2 separate regions of the Homo sapiens genome follow, and region 1 is linked to region 2. A link is a loop called in an ENCODE intact Hi-C map of the cell type or tissue named here. Cell type or tissue: HCT116. All regions are shown on one strand. Each heading gives the region's core, and the rest is flanking DNA. Links, peaks and the distances in the headings are about the cores only.

Region 1 (9,485 bases), core at 1-8,000, 51 kb before region 2:
GGAACTACCAGCCAGGGTCCCTGTGTGGCTACTGCTCCTTCTGCAATGTATGTCCCCAGCCCAGATCCACCCACCAAGGTGTCCCCAGAATCTGTCCCAGGGGCCCTGGGGTGGTGCTGTGGGAGGGCTCAGAGCAAGGGCAGGCCAGGGTCAGTTCTGAAAGAAAAGAGATCCTTCTGCAGGCATGTGAGGTGAGGACAGACTGAAGGCTGGGAGGCTGGGGCAGTGGTCCAGGAAGGAGAGGACAAGACCCAAGCTGCATCTTGGGGTGTGGGGACAGAGACAGGGGTCTGTGGCAAAGAGAGTCGGGGGAAGGAGGGATGGCACAGGGGCTGATAGGCTAGGGGGAGAATAGGCAGAGAGCGGGTGGAGAGAGCACCTGAGCCCACCCTGACAGGGAGACATGGGGTCGCCCTGAGATAGAAAACCAGGGGCAGGGCCGGGTGTGGTGGCTCACGCCTGTAATCTCAGCACTTTAAGAGGCCAGGGTGGGCGGAACACGAGGTCAGGAGATCGAGACCATCCTGGCTAACACGGTGAAACCCCATTTCTACTAAAAAATACAAAAAAATTAGCCGGGCGTGGTGGCACGCACCTGTAATCCCAGCTACTCAGGAGGCCGAGGCAGGAGAATCGCTTGAACCCGGGAGACGGAGGTTGCAGTGAGCTGAGGTTGCGCCACTGCACTCCAGCCTGGGCGACAGAGAGAGACTCCGCCTCAAGAAAAAAAAGGAAAAAAAGGGAAAGGAAGGAAACCAGGGGCAGGGGAGGGGAGGGGAGGCTGGTTTGGGGGGCAGATACAGAGCTCAGTGTTAGAGATAAAGAGGGTAGAGTCTGGGGAAGCGTCCAGGGTGCAGGGGTGGGCCAGGGGCGGGTACCTCCCAAGTGGCGTTAGAGTTTCCATCTAACCAGGCTCCCCCGGTCCCCAGCGATGCACTGAATGTGAGAGCTGTCACTGTGATGAGGAGAACATGGGTGAGCACTGCGACCAGTGCCAGGTGAGACCTCACCTCACACTCAAGGCTCCACTGGGCCTCAGGATGCACCGGGACCCTCTGAGGACCCCCAGCCCTAAATCCTGGCCTCTGACCCAACCCCTTACCCCTGATGCAACCTTGACTCCACAAGCGATCCTGACTCCAACCTTAACCTAGACCTAGCCTCTGGTCCGGGTCTGGTCCCGGCCCCATCCTAACTCCGCCCCCGGCCACGCCCCACGCTCACTCTCTCTCCCCGTCCCCGCCTCCAGCACTGTCAGTTCTGCTATCTCTGCCCGCTGGTCTGCGAAACGGTCTGCGCTCCAGGTGAGCATGGGCGGGGCCCTGGAAAAACCTGAGGAAGGTGCCGGGCCCAGCGTGGTGAATCCTGGTGGGGGCGGAGCCTGGCCCGGTAGGCTGGTGGGGCGGGGCTAAGAGGGGAGGCGTGGCCAAGGCTCTGAGCACGTGGGCCGGGGCCTGGCTCGAGGAACACCAGGTGGAGTTGCTGGAGCCAAGGGACAGAAATGAGTGGAGGGTTGAGATGCGGGCTTAGAGCCTAATGGGCGAGGCCAACTCAAGTAGGAATCGAAGGGGCGGGGCTACTGGAGAACGGAATCACCCAGAACGAAAAAGGGGTCCGGTAGAAGGGATTCAGTTGGAAGAAGGAATTAGGGAAAAGGAGGTGGAGCTAGCACTAATCTCGCACGCTATACTGAGTGGCTGCCTAATTTTGCTCGTGCAGTACCCCTCAAGCCTCTTTTCTCTGCTGTCCCACAGGAAGCTACGTTGACTATTTCTCCTCGTCCCTTTATCAGTAAGTGTGTAAAAGGGGAGCGTGTAAAAGCCCCGTTTAGAGAAGTGCTTGTCTCGCTATGAGTTATCAGATGACTCTGGGACTCCATTTCCCCGTCCATGAAATGGGCAGGTTAATGATCTCTAAGCGTCCTGGGGTGGGCTTTGAACACCAGCTGTCTAACTTCTGGCGTTCTCGTCTCCAGGGCCCTGGCAGACATGCTGGAAACGCCGGAACCCTGACCCAGTCGCTCGACTGCGACGCAGGTGTACCTCCCCCTGCCTTCCAACCCCTTTCCACGAGCTATATTTATTTCTCCGAATAAACGTGCTCCCCGAAACCTCATTGTCAGACGTGGGGTCTGGGAATCTCAGGGCATCGGGGAATGCGGGTAGGGTCTAGAGACCTGGACCTAGACTTGAGGGATGAGGGGCCTGGACTCCTGGCTCGAGGTGGTTGGTTGAACAGCCCCCCCCCCCCCCGCAAAAAAAAAATCAGTCAACAAGGAAGCTTTTTGAAACAGTTCTCTTTACCCGTGATCACTGAGTGACGCCTGGGGCGGGGAGGCCGACCGAGAGTCGGGGGCGAGGGCTCCCCCACCGTCCCCCTGCCCCCACGCCACGTCGCCCAGCGGCATCGTGGAAAGAGGATTCTCCCATGCAAACCCCGGAGCCAGAGGAGAAGGGGAAGCGCCATTCTGCGCCCCCTACCCCCGGGGCACGGACACGGCCACAGCACGGGGGGCGGTGAGGCCCCGGGGACACGAGACACGGGGGAGGGAGAGGGGAACCCGCCCGCAGATGACCCGGGGGACCGGCGACCGGACGCGGCGGGGCGGAGCTGAGTGGCACAGGGGGCGAGGCTTGTAGCAGCGAGTCCCCCCTCCCCTCCTTTCGGACGAAGAAGGAAGACTTGGGCCCCGCGACTGGGCAGGAAAAAGGGGAGGGAGCAGCCTCTCCCCGCATGCGGCCCGGGAGGGAAGCCCCGCCCCCTTCCCGCGGGTAAAGGACACCCGTCTCCCAACAGAAACTGATCAATAAATTACAAAGTAGAGAAAAGGAAAGCGGACGTTTGGGGCGGGATTTCTTCCTCCCCGCTTCTTCCCCCTCTCAGTCCAGTTCATGTGGTTTGGTCCAGGCCCCGGCCCTGTGCGAGGCGGGCGCGCGCACTCCCGCTGGTCTGTACAGATGGTCCAGTCCTCGGCGCGAGCTCCCCCGCCCGCTCTCCCCGGCGAGGCCACAGTCCGGGCAGGAGAGGGAACAGCCCAGCCTCGGGAAGATTCTTCCGTCCGAGTGAGGTCACCTGCATGACGCCGGGCAGCGCGTGGAGCAGTGAAGATCCACCGTGCCGCCCCGCACCCCCAAGGTCGCCCAGCACGGTCCTCACCTGGAGGCCTGCACTAGCAGGAATAGGTCCGGACCGAAACGCCGTCTGCCCGGGAACTCCCAGAAGTCTGGCCTGGAGGGAGAGCGAGCAGCGGTTCAGCCTGGAGCACCCTCCTCCCTGTTCCTCTCCAGGATTCCTCCCTTTGGACTTCCCTTCCCGATGTCACAACGATCGCCGGGCTCCACATGGGTTTCCCTCCCTTCCCCGCAGCCAAGGACTCAAACTCGCATTGGGCGAGTTCACTCCCGCCCTGGGAAGGGGGAGTGGGATTTATCCATTTCATCCTGACGGGGGAGTCCGGAACGTTGGAGCAGTCCATTCCTCAGGGGTGGGCGAGAAAGGACTAGGCCATTCCAGAACCCGGACTACTGAGGTGGTCCATGCCCCACCCTAGGGAAGCGAGGAAGGGCTGTCGCATTTGGGAGCCCCCCACCTTCTGGCTGCAGCTTGCGGAGAGGGAGCCCCGGAGAGCCCAGGGCTCCCGCTGCAGCCGAACGAAAGTTGGGGGGCAACATCTCAGCTGAGTCGGGAGTTACGCCTCGGAGGTCCTTCTCCCGGAACATCTTCCGCCAGGATGGGGAGCGGCTGAAAGACTTGGCGCTGTCCTAGGTATAGGAGCCGGACAGCCGGTGAGGGACTCCTGCCTTGTCTGACTCCGCCCCTTCCTTTGACTCCACCCCTCTCCGGGTCTCACCTCTCCTTTAACCCCGCCCCTCTCCTGGCCCCGCCTCCAACCGTGACCATTAATAGTCAGGCCCCGCCCCCTCAGCTCAGCCTCTCGAGGAGCCGCTGGGAGCAGAGCCCTCTGAGCTGTTGCCGCGCCCACCTCGTCCAGCCGCCTGTCTGTGCCTAAGGAGATAAGGTTGCTGAATTCCTTCTCCAGAAGCTGCCGGGCCTGGAAAGAGGAGGTGGAGGGGGCGGTTGGAGCGTGCAGTCTGCGAGGTGGGGACGCCCAGCATGCTCCGGGCCCAGCGGCAGCTCACCTGTGCATTCTGCGTGGGGATCTGCAGGAGCAAGGCCAGGTCGGAGTAGTCGAAGGTCTCGTCCAGGGCGAGCAGTGCCCCGTGTACCCCGCTCTCCGTGAGGTTCGTGGCAAATTCCTTCAGGCCCAGCCCGGACACCCAACCCATGACCCGCTCATTGGACCACACCATCACGTCTGGGGACGGAAGGGACCCTCAGCCGTGCCCCTCCCGTGGCCTGGAGAGTTCAGTTTAGCCCATACCTCCACCTCCATTTGGTCTCTTCGGGCCACGCCCCCCACGCTGGCTCCACCCCCACGGTTATGGTGCCAATTTGCTTCTCCGGTCTCCCCCTACCCCCTCTCCTCCCCATCCAGCTCCACGCCCTCCACCTGGCTCCCAAAGGGACCCTTAGGCTCTACTCACCTCGGATCTGGGTCTGACTTTCTTCCCGCCTCCGCTCCAGGTCCTTCCGGTCATAGTTGAGCCGTTTCAGGCACATAATCCCATAATGTAGACTCACCCTGAGCAGCAGGGGAAGTGGAGTCACGGATGAGCTTTCCAGTCCCCTAGACTGCTGCTCCTACGGGTCCCTCCCCACTGGCTGCGCTCTTCTTGGAAAGGGTGGGGAGCTGATAAGTTCTATTGACTGTTGACCCCCTCAGGAGGTGAGGCATTTTCAATAATAGGCACTTCCTACTGGCCAGCCTGGAAGGGGTCCAGGGTTAACTAGCCAAGCCATTTCAGGATCTGAACTTTTCCTGTGGACCATCTCATTGGTGAAAGGAGCACAGAGTCAGGATTTCCTGAGAACTCAGGCTAAAAGGGCCAAGATAAGCCTGGGAATCTCCCATGGCCAATCCTATTGGCCAAAGACTCTCTGGGGTGGGGCTTCCCTTTGGACTGTCCCCACTGGCCAGGCAGCCCCCACCTGTGAAAGCTGTCCACCATCTTGAGTTGGCCCCGGAGCTCCTTCTTGTTAAGGTGATCTAACATTCGAGCGTCCACCAGCGACTCCATGAAGTAGCTGCGGTATTGGGGCAGCCCCAGGCTGGGCAGCCAGTCGTTCCCCACCCACTCGTGGTTCATGTCGCCATATGCCAGGATCTGGGGCCATGGGCAGGTGAGGGAAGAGTCAGGCCCTCTGGCCCCTTCCCACTGTGCATGAGAGGGGTACAGTCCAACCTCCCAATCCAAGGTTTTTTCCCACCCCATGGTAGGACAATGACCAATCTCTGCTCAGGATAATGGACCAATCCAGAGTTGTCTCCTAGCCCTTCATGACAGCATATACTCTTGGCTACTCAAACAGTTGTCCTGAGACCTAGAGCGTCACCATCACCTGTGGACTTGCTGGAATTGCAGAATCTCAGACCTTACTCCAGACCTACTGAAGTCGGTATCGGCATTTTCACAAGACCCTCAGGTGATTCGAAATATACATTATATTTATTTTTAAATTTCTTTCTTTCTCTCTTTCTCTCTCTCTCTCTCTCTCTCTCTTTCTGAAAGAGTCTGCTATGTCACCCAGGCTGGAGCGCGGTGGCACGATCTCGTCTCACTGCAACCTCCCCATCCCAGGTTCAAGCAATTCTCTTGCCTCAGCCTTCGAGTAGCTGGGATTACAGGTACGAGCCACCACGCCCGGCTAATTTTTGTATTTTTTAGTAGAGACGGCGTTTCACCATGTTGGCCAGGCTGGTCTCAAACTCCTGACCTCAAGGGATCCGCCCACCTCAGCCTCCCAACGTGCTGGGATTACAGGCATGAGCCACCGCGCCTGGCTGTATTTGTTTATTTTTTAGAGACAGGGTCTTACTATGTTGCCCAGGTTGACCTCAGCTTCGTGGGCTCAAGCGGTCCTCCTGCCTCAGTCTTCCAAGTAGCTGAGACTACAGGTGTGTGCCACCCCACTACACATTAAATTTGGGGAAGCACTGCTTTAACTCTGTCTCACTGCAGTCCAACGTCACTAAACCCCCAAGTCAGGACAATGGACTCTTTCAAGGCAGCTCTCCCACTAAGAAAGGGCCATCACTCTTGCAATGTCCTGAAAATACTTGTCTAATGTTATATCTGGCCCAGGACAATATTCCAGATGAGTCCCAAGTCCCTCACTCCTTTCAGCATCAGCACAAAATCCACGCCTCCCCCTGGCTGGAAATATGTGATCTATGACCACAGTCAAACATAATTCCTCCGTGGACAGTGAGTTCATGCCTCTTGGGTTTTTTTGTTAGTTTATTTGTTTGGTTTTTATGAGATGGAATCTGGCTCTATCACCCAGGCTGGAGTACAATGGTGCAATCTCGGCTCAGTGCAACCTCTACCTCCTGGGTTCAAGCGATTCTCCTGCCTCAGCCTCCCAAGTAGCTGGGATTACATACGCTAGCCACTGCACCCGGCTAATTTTTGTATTTTTAGTAGACACAGGGTTTCACCATGTTGGCCAGACTGGTCTCAAACTCCTGACCTCAGGTGATCTGCCCACCTCAGCCTCCTAAAGTGCTGGAATTACAGGCGTGAGCCACTGCGCCCGGCCGCCTCTTGTTTCTTGAGAACAAAGTGTAGCTCCTCCTCCCCAACTTCTCATTCAGCCTGGCTGCCTCACCACCACCACAGCCAGTGTGTCCTCCTTGGCCCTGGTACACTGAGCAGTCCACTGTAGCCCCCGCCCCCTCCACTATAGGGACACCGGCTGCTCAGTCTCTCCTGAGCTACAGAATTGAAGCCCCTTAGAGCCCCCACAACCCACGATGATGAAATGGTCCATGCATAAGGCTGACTATGCAACAGTCTGGGCTTCCACATCGCATCCCCTCTACCCTCCCCACCGCCAAGCCATAATGGAACAGTCCAGAGCCAAGCTTGGCGCAGCGCCCCCCCATGGGGATGATGGCATGTTCTGGTGAAGGCAGGGGCAGGGCTCGGAGGAGGGGCATCCATGCGTCGTGCACAGCCTGTTCATGCGCTCACGCCCCGCCCCGCGCCCCCTACCTGCTCCCAGCTGATCTCCTTGGTCTCCTGACCCGTTAGTAGGAAGAGGGGAGAGAAGGGGTGAGTTAAGGGGCAGGCAGAGGAGGACGCAAGGAGCGGACTTAGGGATGGCCACAGACTCGGTCCCCGCCCCCACCCCCAAAGAAGGTTAGTGCCACCCCCAAGGCGGCCGGCAGGGGGCACTCACGGGCTTGGTCGTGGCCGTAAGGGACTCCATCTCCTCGTGTGTCATCCACACGTTTCCTGTGGACTGAGGGGCAGGGAGTGTTAATGGATGGTGGGAGAGGGCTTCGCGTGGGGGAGAGGAAGGAGGGTGTCCTCCTGAAGGCCCTGGGCCACACGTTTATGTCCCTCCTGCTTTCTGGGGCAAGCAGTAACAGAGAAAAGGAATGATTCTTATTATAGGGCACCTGCCATGTACCAGGCAATGTGACTTTGGAGTTGAACAAATTCAGGTTGGAATTGGGACCCTGCCATGCATTTTGCTGTGTGGCCCTGTGCAAATGACGTCACCTCGCTGACCTCACACAGAGGTACAGAATGAGGATTCAGAAGTGGGGGACAGACACAGCCATGGTGCAAATGTTTAGGGAGTATGGCGGGGGGGGTTCACATTTATTGAGCTTCTGCTCCCAACAACCTCACGAGTTAGGAATCCATACAAGGATAAAAACATTTATGTACTTCTGGTGAGTGTCAGGCACCAGTCACCGTCATAGGGTGTGGGATATGGCAAGGGACACGACAGACACTTTTCGTCCTAGTGGGGGAGAAACAATGAACATATTTTAAGTATGTTGGGGAAATTTGAATACAGAGTGAATAGTAAATGAAATTAACAACTGTGGCCAGGCGTGGTGGCTCACACCTGTAGTGCCAGCACTTTGGGAGGCTGAGGCGGGCACATCACTTTTGGAGATTGAAGACTAGCCTGGCCAACCTGGAGAAACCCCATCTCTACTAAAAATACAAAAATTAGGCTGAGAGTGGTCTAGCACTTCGGGAGGCAGAGGCGGGTGGATCACCTGAGGTCAGGAGTTCAAGACCAGCCTGGCCAACGTTGGTGAAACCCTATCTCTACTAAAAATACAAAAATTAGCTGGGCATGGTGGCGTGTGCCTTTAATCCCAGCTACTCAGGAGGCTGAGGCAGGAGAATCACTTGAACCAGGGAGACGGAGGTTGCAGTGAGCCAAGATCGCACCACTGCACTCCAGCCTGGGCGACAGAGTGAAACTCCATCTCAAAAAAAAAAAAAAAAGAAAGAAAAGAAAAGAAAAAGAAATTAACAACAATGTGAATGCCCTTAGGTGTGATAAAGGATGTGGTGTTTACAAGGAAGAAAAAGACCCACTAAAGTAATTTTGGGGGCTAAGATGTTATGACTTTCTCCAATTACATTCAAGTACAGGTCTCTGAGCATCCCCAACCTGAAAATCCAAAATCCAAAATGCTCCAAAATTCTAAACTTTTTTTTTTTTGGATGCACTCTTTCTCTGTCACCCAGGCTGCAGTACAGTGGGACAATCACAGCTCACTGCAGCCTCGACCTCCTGGGCTCAAAGGATCCTCCCACCTCAGCCTCCTGAGTAGCTAGGACTACAGGTATACGCCACCACACCCGACTAATTTTTGTATTTTTAGTAGAGATGGGGTTTTGCCATGTTGCCCAGGCTGGTCTCGAACTCCCGGGTTCAAGAGATCGGCCATCCAAAGCCTCCCAAAATGCTGGAATTACAGGTGTGAGCCACAGTGCTTGGCCCTAAACTTACGTGCTGACACGAAGCCACAAGAGGAAAATCCCCCACCTGACCTCATGTGACAAGTCACAAACAAAATGCAGTCAAAACTTTGTTTCATGCACAAAGCTATTTAAAATATTGTAGGCCGGGCACGGTGGCTCACGCCTGTAATCCCAGCACTTTGGGAGGCTGAGGCAGGTGGATCACGAGGTCAGGAGTTCAAGACCAGCCTGGCCAAGATGGTGAAACCCCATCTCTACTAAGAATACAAAAATTAGCAGGGCGTGGTGGTGGGCGCCTATAATCCCAGCTACTCGGAAGGTTGAGGCAGAGGATTGGAATTGCTTGCACCCAGGAGGCAGAGGTTGCAGTGAGTCGAGGTCGCACCATTGCACTCCAGCCTTGGCGACAAAGCAAGACTCCCATCTCGAAAAAATAAAATAAAAATAAAAAATAAAATATTGTATAAAATTCTTTTTAGGCATGTGTATGAGATGCATATGAAACATAAATGAATTTCATGTTTAGGCTTGGCTCCCATCCCCAAGATATTTCATTTATATGCAAATATTCAAAAAAAACTTTTTAAAATCAGAAATTCTAAACACTTCTGGTCCCACGTATTTCAA
Region 2 (8,000 bases), core at 1-8,000:
CTCAGAGAGCATACGGATCGGGGCAGGAGGGACAAAGGGCACCCAAACAAGGAAAGGGCCATGGGTGCGGGGAGGCTACGGGGGCGACTGGGGTGGGAGGAGGGGCGCCTCGCTGCTCCTGAGCTGCCTGGCTAAGCTGGGCTGGTGTGCGGTGCTGAGTGATCTTACCCATGATACAAACCCTTATACCAACCATACACTGAGGTGTTGTAAGGGGAGCGTAAGCATCAGCTGCAAGCCAGCTGCGTGGTGGCTGCAGTGACAATAAGAACAGTCAATTAATACGGCGGCCCCTGGACACGCCGCAGCCCTGCCCACCCTCCCCCACCCATCCCTGCCCATGTGGACGCCGCGGCAGCCTCAAAGGGGGCTTTGGAACTGTAGGGGCAGGCGCTCAACATGCCTATCACCCCACTGCCCGCTGAGGAACAGGGTGGGGGGCCAGGGTTGGGGAAGCGGAGGGTCGGGTGGCCCAGCCCCAGTTCTACTGGGGGGGGAAGAGAGGGCAGGTTCAAAGGCCAGTCCTCATTGCAACCTGGCCACCCCCAACTTCAGTGGGGGGAATGGGGGAGGTTCCCCCAAAATCCGACCCCTCCCCCCACCTCCAGCTGGCCCCAGCCCCCCACCCAGTTCCCTCTTTGCCCCTGAGGTTCAACGTGTGACACTTACCTCCCCAGGTTCACACACACACACACGTTGTGGGGGATTTGGTTTTTGTTTTTTAAAAAACACGTATATAAAAAAAAAAAAGATACATCAGAAACAGAGGGAGGAGGAGAAGAGACATCGCTAATGTCAGGTGTGGCAGGGTGGGGGAGGGGACAGACTGGGAGGGGCTGGGGCAGCAGAGAAGTGAGAGCAGGTCAGAGGGCAGGGCTCGGCGGGAGGTACTCACAGTGCATGTCTCGCTCGTGTTCGTACTCGATGAAGGCATAGCCACGGGGCTTTCCTGACCGCTTACTGTAGACCATGTGTATCTGTGGGGCACATGGGGACAGGGGTGAGTCCTGCCACAGGGCGGCTCCGCCCCACCAACCCCACAACAGCCTGCACACCAGGCCCTGGGCCGGATGAGGCCTCAGACCCTCTCTGTCCTTCAAGAGCCCTGAGTGACTTATGTTCTAATGGCAGGAGCAGAGGACACAGAGGCGGCTTCCTGGAGAAAATGACACTTAAGCTAAGACCTAAAGAAAGAAGAGAGATGAAGGAAGACAGTGAGGTGTCAGCCTGTCAGGTGGAATAGCAGTAACTCCAGAGGTCCAAGGGCCCGGGGGCAGGAGGGCAGGAGGCTGGGGATGCGCTTCGGCAGGGCTGGCTCATGTACTGATGACAGAGAGTCCCAGGAGATGAAGCCACAAAGGTGGGCAGGCCCGGGGTCATCAAGCGCCCCAATGCCAGGCCGAGAAGTGTGGTCGCTGAGGAGCTGGGAAGGGTGTTGAGCAAGGAAGGGCCAATGTGGGTGGTCTACGTGGAGTCAGGAGGACACAAATGGAATTAGGGAAACAGGAGGGAGTTGTGAATGCCAATGGGACGGGAATTCTTTTTTTTTTTTTTTTTTTTGGAGACAGAGTCTTGCTCTGTTGCCCAGGCTAGAGTGCAATGGCTCAATCTCAGCTCACTGCAACCTGCACCTCCCGGGTTCAAGCGATTCTCCTGCCTCAGCCTCCCAAGTAGCTGGGATTACAGGCGTGCGCCACCACACCTGGGTAATTTTTTGTATCTTTAGTAGAGATGGGGTTTCACCATGTTGGCCAGGCTGGTCTTGAAATCCTGACCTCATGATCTGCCCTTCTCGGCCTCCCAAAGTGCTGGGATTACGGGCGTGAGCCACTGTGCCTGGCCAAGGACAGGGAAGTTCTAAGGGAAAAAGAAAGGACACGTGCACAGCCAGGGAGGCTTGAGAGAACGTGGCACGATGAGGGATGCGTCCCATCCCGAGGATGGCAGCAAGAGAAGGGAGGAGATGGGGTGGGGTGGAGGTCCATGAGGCCACACAGCTTGGGGAAGAGCCCTGGAAGGCCAGATGGTGGCAGCTGGACCTGTCCTAACATGCTAGGGACCCATGGGATGCTGTCAGCAGAGATGGGGTCAGCTCTGGATGTCAGAAAGACCCCTTGGGGACCATGTCAGGGAGAACAACGGGCAAGGCAGGGCTGTTGAGACAGAGGTGGCCAGAATGAACCAGGGAAGATTTCTGGGAGGTAACAGCATTTGAGCTGGTCCCTAAAGGATGGCTAGTTCGCCATTCACATCACTACCAGTTGGCGACCAACCTGTATCATGGATGAACCTGGGACCCCACAGCCTCCAAAACACAACCAAGATTCCTGACTTGAATGGATCAGAGGGACAAGGGTGGGGCCAAGGTTGTCACTGGGCTGTGCAAGGCAGAACAACGTGTGTGTGTGTGTGTACACATATATACACATGCACATACACACACACACACAGGCACGAGACACCACACTCGGCTAATCTTTTGTATTTTTGTAGAGACGGGGTTTCGCCATGTTGGCCAGGCTGGTCTTGCCTCCTGACCTCAGGTGATCTGCCTGCCTCGCCCTCCCAACATGTGGGATTACAGGCGTGAGCTACCACGCCCAGCCTACAATACTTTTTTTTTTTTTTAAGATGGAGTCCCACTCTGTTGCCCAGGCTGGAGTACAGTGGTGTGATCTCGGCTCACTGCAACCTCCGCCTCCTGGGTTCAAGCAATTCTCCTGCCTCAGCCTCCTCAGTAGCTGGGATTACGGGCGCCCGCTATCATGCCCAGCTAATTTTTGTATTTTTTTTTTTTTTGTACAGACCAGGTTTCACCATGTTGGTCAGACTGGTCTCGAACTCCTGACCTCAGGTTATCCGCCCACCTCGGCCTCCCAAAGTGCTGGGATTACAGGCGTGAGCCACCGTGCCTGGCCCAACAATACTTTTTTTTTCCTTTGTGTGGAGAACGGGGTCTTGCTATATTGCCCAGGCAGGTCTCGAACTCCTGGGTTTAAGCTATCCTCCCGCCTCTGCCTCCTTAAGAGCTGAGATTACAGGTGTGAGCCATTGCACCCGGCCTGACATGTATAAATATTTTTAAAAGACGTATCAGAAACAGAGCAGGGAGAAGAGACATGGCTAACATCAGTTTGTGTGTAGGATGGCCTCAAGCCCTCACTACTGCCCAGTGAAGGCATGCGTCTCCCATGTTAGATAAAGGAAATCAGACACAGAGCACTTCAGTGACTTAAAAGAAGATTGGTAAAACAAAGCCTTCCTCTAAAACGGGACTCAGCATAGGTATTCTGCCAAGACCCAGAGAGTAGATATTTCCAGCTTGGACGGCCGTATACTGTTGCAACAATCCAACCCTGCCTTACAACAGTAGCAGCCAAAGACAATGTGTAAACAAACAGACCTGCCTGGCTGAGCAGCAGGAAAACTTTAAGTCTGTAGTTTGCCAACCCCTGCTCTCAACCAACCACCAGCAGTCATTACTTCTCATTTTACTTCTGCTGCCCAAGGTCTGCTGCATGGAGATACAGTCAGGATGCATAAATCCAGGCCCTGAAATGGTGTGAGCCATGCTCAGGGCTGGGACCTCTCTCCCTCCCTCTCAGGATACAGCCCCTCCTCCATGCACCCCCAATTCAAACACCCTGACCCACTCCACTTACTCTTTTGATAGGTCCGTACACCTCAAACTCTCTCCGGAGCTTGGATTCTGTTGTGTCATAATTCTACAAGGAGATGGATATGACGTTAAATGGGAGAACAGAGCTGTCCCACAGCCCCTGGAACATTCCCCTGTACCTAGCCTATTTGACCTTTGTGCCAGACCCAGGCTCTCAGCAGCGTGGGGTTCCAGGAGCTAGGAGCTGGGGACTTACCACTCTCGCCACGAAGAGAGTCTTGAAGGCATCCCCCTGAGCATTGGGATCATTGTGAGGGTCCCCTGTGCAGGAAGAAAGGAATTTTATAAGTTGAAGGTGTCCATGGTCTCAGGTAGCAAAACAAATACGATGGGCAGAGGCCAAGAAGAAAACGGTGGCATTGGGAGAGGCCCCTAACTGGAGGAACATGGGTGGTGACCTGGCAACCTCAGGGACGCCCCTCTCTGAACCTGTTTCTCTGAGGCACAGTGGGCTTTATCAGAGTGGCTGAGAGATAATCCAGGCTGCTGAGGAGAGGAGGTAAGGCTGACTTCAAGCTGACAGGATGTGGGCAGGCCCAACTGCCATTTCAGACCTACATAAACCCTAAGGGCCCTATCGCTCCCAGATGCAAGGTGATCCAAACAGTAATAGCCCAACTGGGCCTCCCTGGAGATGCAGCTGATGCCCCCAGGTTCTGAGCTCCCTCCTGTAGGCAGGGCCACACTGCCACCTACTGGACACAGACTGCAACTACAGCCCACAGGAAAACCTGAGACCAAGCTGCCCCAAGGCTAAGAATGAGAGCCAGGAAAGCAAACACTAAGTAAGCTCTGCTTTCCTGTCTGTGCCCTGTGTCTCTAAAAAGGAACCCAGGAACTGACTAGCGTCAGATCAGATTCTCACTCCAGCCTCACTACTGTGAGGCAAACTGTTCTACCTGGCTACTAAGGAATAACAATCTCCAAAGAAAAGAGCCAGGAATCTCCTAAGAAACCAATTTCATAGGTGATCCTGCTGGGTCAGGCCTGGGAATAAGTCCTTTTCACCAAATATGGTGGCTCCAGCACATAATGACCCTGACTCCTGCCGGGGCCTTAAGGACACTCTGCCGGTTCTTCCATGGTATAGTGTTTCCCTCGGAAGCCCTGTCACATTCTGGGAGAGCATGAGAAAAGGAATAACATTAACCCATTTATGCCAGAGGTTGCAATTTTTTGAATTGCAGACACGTGTGAAAAATCAGACCCTGGTGATGACCCGAGCAGTAGGATATAAATAACTCCCACATGCTTAGCGTTCCAATAATGGAACATTAGACATATAATTTACTGAACACGTACTATGGCCCAGACACAGTGCTGGACACTGATATTTATTTATTACTATTTTGCAAATGGAAGTAAAACAGAACAAACTCGAGACACAGAAAAAGGGAGGTGTTAAAGTGGCGAAGGGCCAAGGCAGACTTCACCTCTCACCCCGGGCACTTGAACTACCAGGCTCCTTCCCCGAACCCTCGGGTGCTACCTTTTCAGGAAGACAGTGTGGGTGTTGCCAGAAGCTAGAGAAATAAAGTCTCAGATTTTTTTTTTTTTTAAACAGAGTCTTGCTCTGTTGCCCAGGCTTAAAGTGCAATGGCGCAATCTCGTCTCACTGCAACCTCTGCCTCCGAGGTTCAAGCAATTCTCCTGCCTCAGCTTCTCAAGCAGCTGGGATTACAGGCGTGCACCACCACATCCAGCTAATTTTTGTATTGTTAGTAGAGATGGGGTTTCGCCATGTTGGCCAGGCTGGTCTCGAACTCCTGACCTCAGGTGATCCGCCCTCCTCGGCCTCCCAAAGTGCTGGGATTACAGGCATGAACCACCGCGTCCCGCCAGATTTGTTTCTTATGAGAGAATTTAACTACAAGTATAAACTAAGGTCAAGATGACTTTAAGGAATGTACTTTTTTTGAGATGGAGTGTCACTCTTGTTGCCCAAGGTCAGTGCAATGGATGGCGAGATCTCGGCTTACTGCAACCTCCGCCTCCCGGGTTCAAGCGATTCTCCTGCCTCAGCCTCCCAAGTAGCTGGGATTACAAACACACACCACCACACCCAGCTAATCTTTTGTATTTTTAGTAGAGACGGGGTTTCACTATGTTGGCCAGGCTGGTTTCGAACTCCTGACCTCAGGTGATCTGCCTGCCTCGGCCTCCCAAAGTGCTGGCATTACAGGCGTGAGCCACCGCACCTGGCCTAAGAATATTTTAGAAAACAGAAGCCTAAGCCACAATTTAAGGGAATCGCTATCTGGGACAAATGGAAACGTCTGAAAACAACTCCATCTCAGCGTTCTCTCCACCCACTCCTCAAGTTCCTTGCCAGGCTGGGCACAGTGGCTCACACCTGTAATCCCAGCAATTTGGGAGGCTAAGGCGGACGGATCACCTGAGGTCAGGTGTTTGAGACCAGCCTGGCAAACATGGCGAAACCCCGTCTCTACTAAAAATACAAAATTACCAGGGCATGGTGGTGTGCGCCTATAGTCCCAGCTACTCGGGAGGCTGACGCAGGAGAATTGCTTGAATCTGGGAGGTGGAGATTGCAGTGAGCCGAGATCATACCACTGAACTCCAGCCTCGGCAATAAAGCGAAAAAAAAAACAAAAAACAAAAAACGTTCCTTGCCATACCTTATCCCTGAGCGTTGTAATTTTCTATGGCCAGGTCTCTCAATCTGCACTGGCTTTTTTTTTTTTTTTTTTTGCACCAGCTAACTCTCATTCATTCAATAGGTAATTCTTTTTATTCGCCGATGTTTGTGCTCTTGTAAGTAAGTAATTCTTAAGCATCTACTATGTGCCTGGAAATGCTATAGTTGTTGGGGATTTCGCAGTAAACAAGACAAAAAAAGGTGCTGGGCGCAGTGGCTCACAGCTGTAATGCCAGCACTTTGGGAGGCCAAGGCAGGCGGATCACTTGTGACCAAGAGTTCAAGAAGACCAGCCTGATCAACACAGCGAAACCTCATCCCTACTAAAAATACACAAAAAATTAGCTGGGTGTGGTCCAGCTACTCAGGAGACTAAGACAAGAGAATCGCTTGAACCAGGGAGGCGATGAAGGTTGCAGTAAACCGAGATCGTGCCACTACAGTCTATCCTGTGCAACAGAGTGAGACTGTCTCCAAAAAAAAAAAAAAAAAGGTGTCTACCCTCATGGGGTTCATATGCTAATGAAAGAGGTAAATAAGGAGATCCTATGATCACATCAGATGACGACAGAGAATAGAAACGGGTGACTTTACAAGGCAGGTTAGAAAAAGCCTCACAAGATGCTAACATTTAATGAAGAGCTGAAAGCTGTCACAGCAGCAAGGAAACACACCCGGCAACGCCAGACAGCAGGCATTCTAACAGTTACTGTGGAGCATGACAGTGGGACCAATGAATGCTGCAGGGCTGGGGAGTGGACGAAGGCCAAACAACAGCTGAGCTTCCTGAAGGGCAGCCAGAGGGAAACCACCCCAGCACACTGTGTGAGTTCCCTGGAGCACTTGCTTACCCGGGGTGGGGGGGCCACAAATGTGACTAAAGGTAAAAAGCAAATGCAGCAAAGCAATGGTACCCCCAAGTCCTGAAGATAGAGAACAAAAGCTCAAAGAAGGTAGCACAGACCCAATGCCGGGCAGCGCCCCACAGCCAGCGTATGCGTGCAGCGCCCTGACGGCAGCTCTCCCTCAGGACATCACTGGTTGAGGGCTCATCTAAGTAGCAGCCCAGAGCAGAGACTCAACGGAAGTGGGTCGTGGAGTTGGGAATTAGGCTTTGAGGTACTCGAGGTCCCATCTTGGAACTCTCACTCTTTGGAAGCGTGCTTGCCTCAACAAGCCTCCATTTCTTTATCTTAAAAATGGGAGTAGCAACCCCTGCTGCACTTGGAAGCTGTGAGAAAGTCAGTAACACCAAGTACAAGCGCTCAGCAAGGAGGCACCGTCCCCTTGACGGGAGCTGTTCATTGTGACAAGGCACAGCAAGCTTCTATAGCTATGAGTGGAGGCTCTCAAGGGCACAGAAACCCTACTGAACTTGATCCATTCTTTTATTTCTTTTCTATTATGGAGAAGTTCAAGCATTTAATGGAGGCAGAGCAGTATAACGAACTCCCATGAGCCCGCTTCCATTATCAACACGTGGACGGACTTGTTTCATCCCTATCCTCCCACAGCCCACTGCATTTTTTTGAGACGGAGTCTTGCTCTGTCACCCCGGCTGGAGTGCAGTGGCATGACCTCAGCTCACCCCAACCTCTGCCTCCTGAGTTCAAGTGATTCTCCTGCCTCAGCCTCCCAAGTAGTTGCAATTAGAGGCCCCTG

Evidence for each region. Hi-C counts contacts between places; a loop is a spot of excess contacts. Peaks named below come from ENCODE experiments on the same cell type or tissue, not always from the same donor. Only the 100,000 strongest peaks of a DNase experiment are listed, where the experiment ranks them.
Region 1: it touches region 2 in a loop (7-fold over the local background); 90 of 110 quality-filtered maps call a loop at or near these places.

Annotation. Positions count from the first base shown.
Region 1 is chr19:49,143,823-49,153,307 of GRCh38, reverse strand. It overlaps PPFIA3 (PPFI scaffold protein A3), which reads right to left. Exons shown (of 30, transcript NM_003660.4): 22 at 7,303-7,365; 23 at 7,116-7,142; 24 at 5,050-5,225; 25 at 4,545-4,642; 26 at 4,140-4,315; 27 at 3,983-4,051; 28 at 3,590-3,761; 29 at 3,157-3,228; 30 at 2,282-3,072. The coding sequence ends at 3,170. It overlaps HRC (histidine rich calcium binding protein), which reads left to right. Exons shown (of 6, transcript NM_002152.3): 2 at 1-47; 3 at 930-998; 4 at 1,250-1,304; 5 at 1,755-1,791; 6 at 1,976-2,110. The coding sequence ends at 2,012. Among named protein-coding and RNA genes, the nearest start is that of HRC, 6.8 kb to the left of the region's middle. RefSeq lists enhancers at 1,367-1,976, 3,566-3,785. In HCT116, for the core only: CTCF peaks have their summits at 7,064 and 7,280 (motif pointing right); DNase peaks (open chromatin) are centred at 1,437, 3,427, 3,867, 7,007 and 2 weaker places; H3K4me3 peaks cover 4,522 bases; H3K27ac peaks cover 5,905 bases.
Region 2 is chr19:49,094,367-49,102,366 of GRCh38, reverse strand. It overlaps SNRNP70 (small nuclear ribonucleoprotein U1 subunit 70), which reads right to left. Exons shown (of 10, transcript NM_003089.6): 5 at 3,876-3,940; 6 at 3,663-3,725; 7 at 896-977. Among named protein-coding and RNA genes, the nearest start is that of SNRNP70, 13 kb to the right of the region's middle. RefSeq lists enhancers at 742-1,595, 1,596-2,451. In HCT116, for the core only: CTCF peaks have their summits at 4,170 and 4,373 (motif pointing left); a DNase peak (open chromatin) is centred at 4,416; H3K27ac peaks cover 1,367 bases.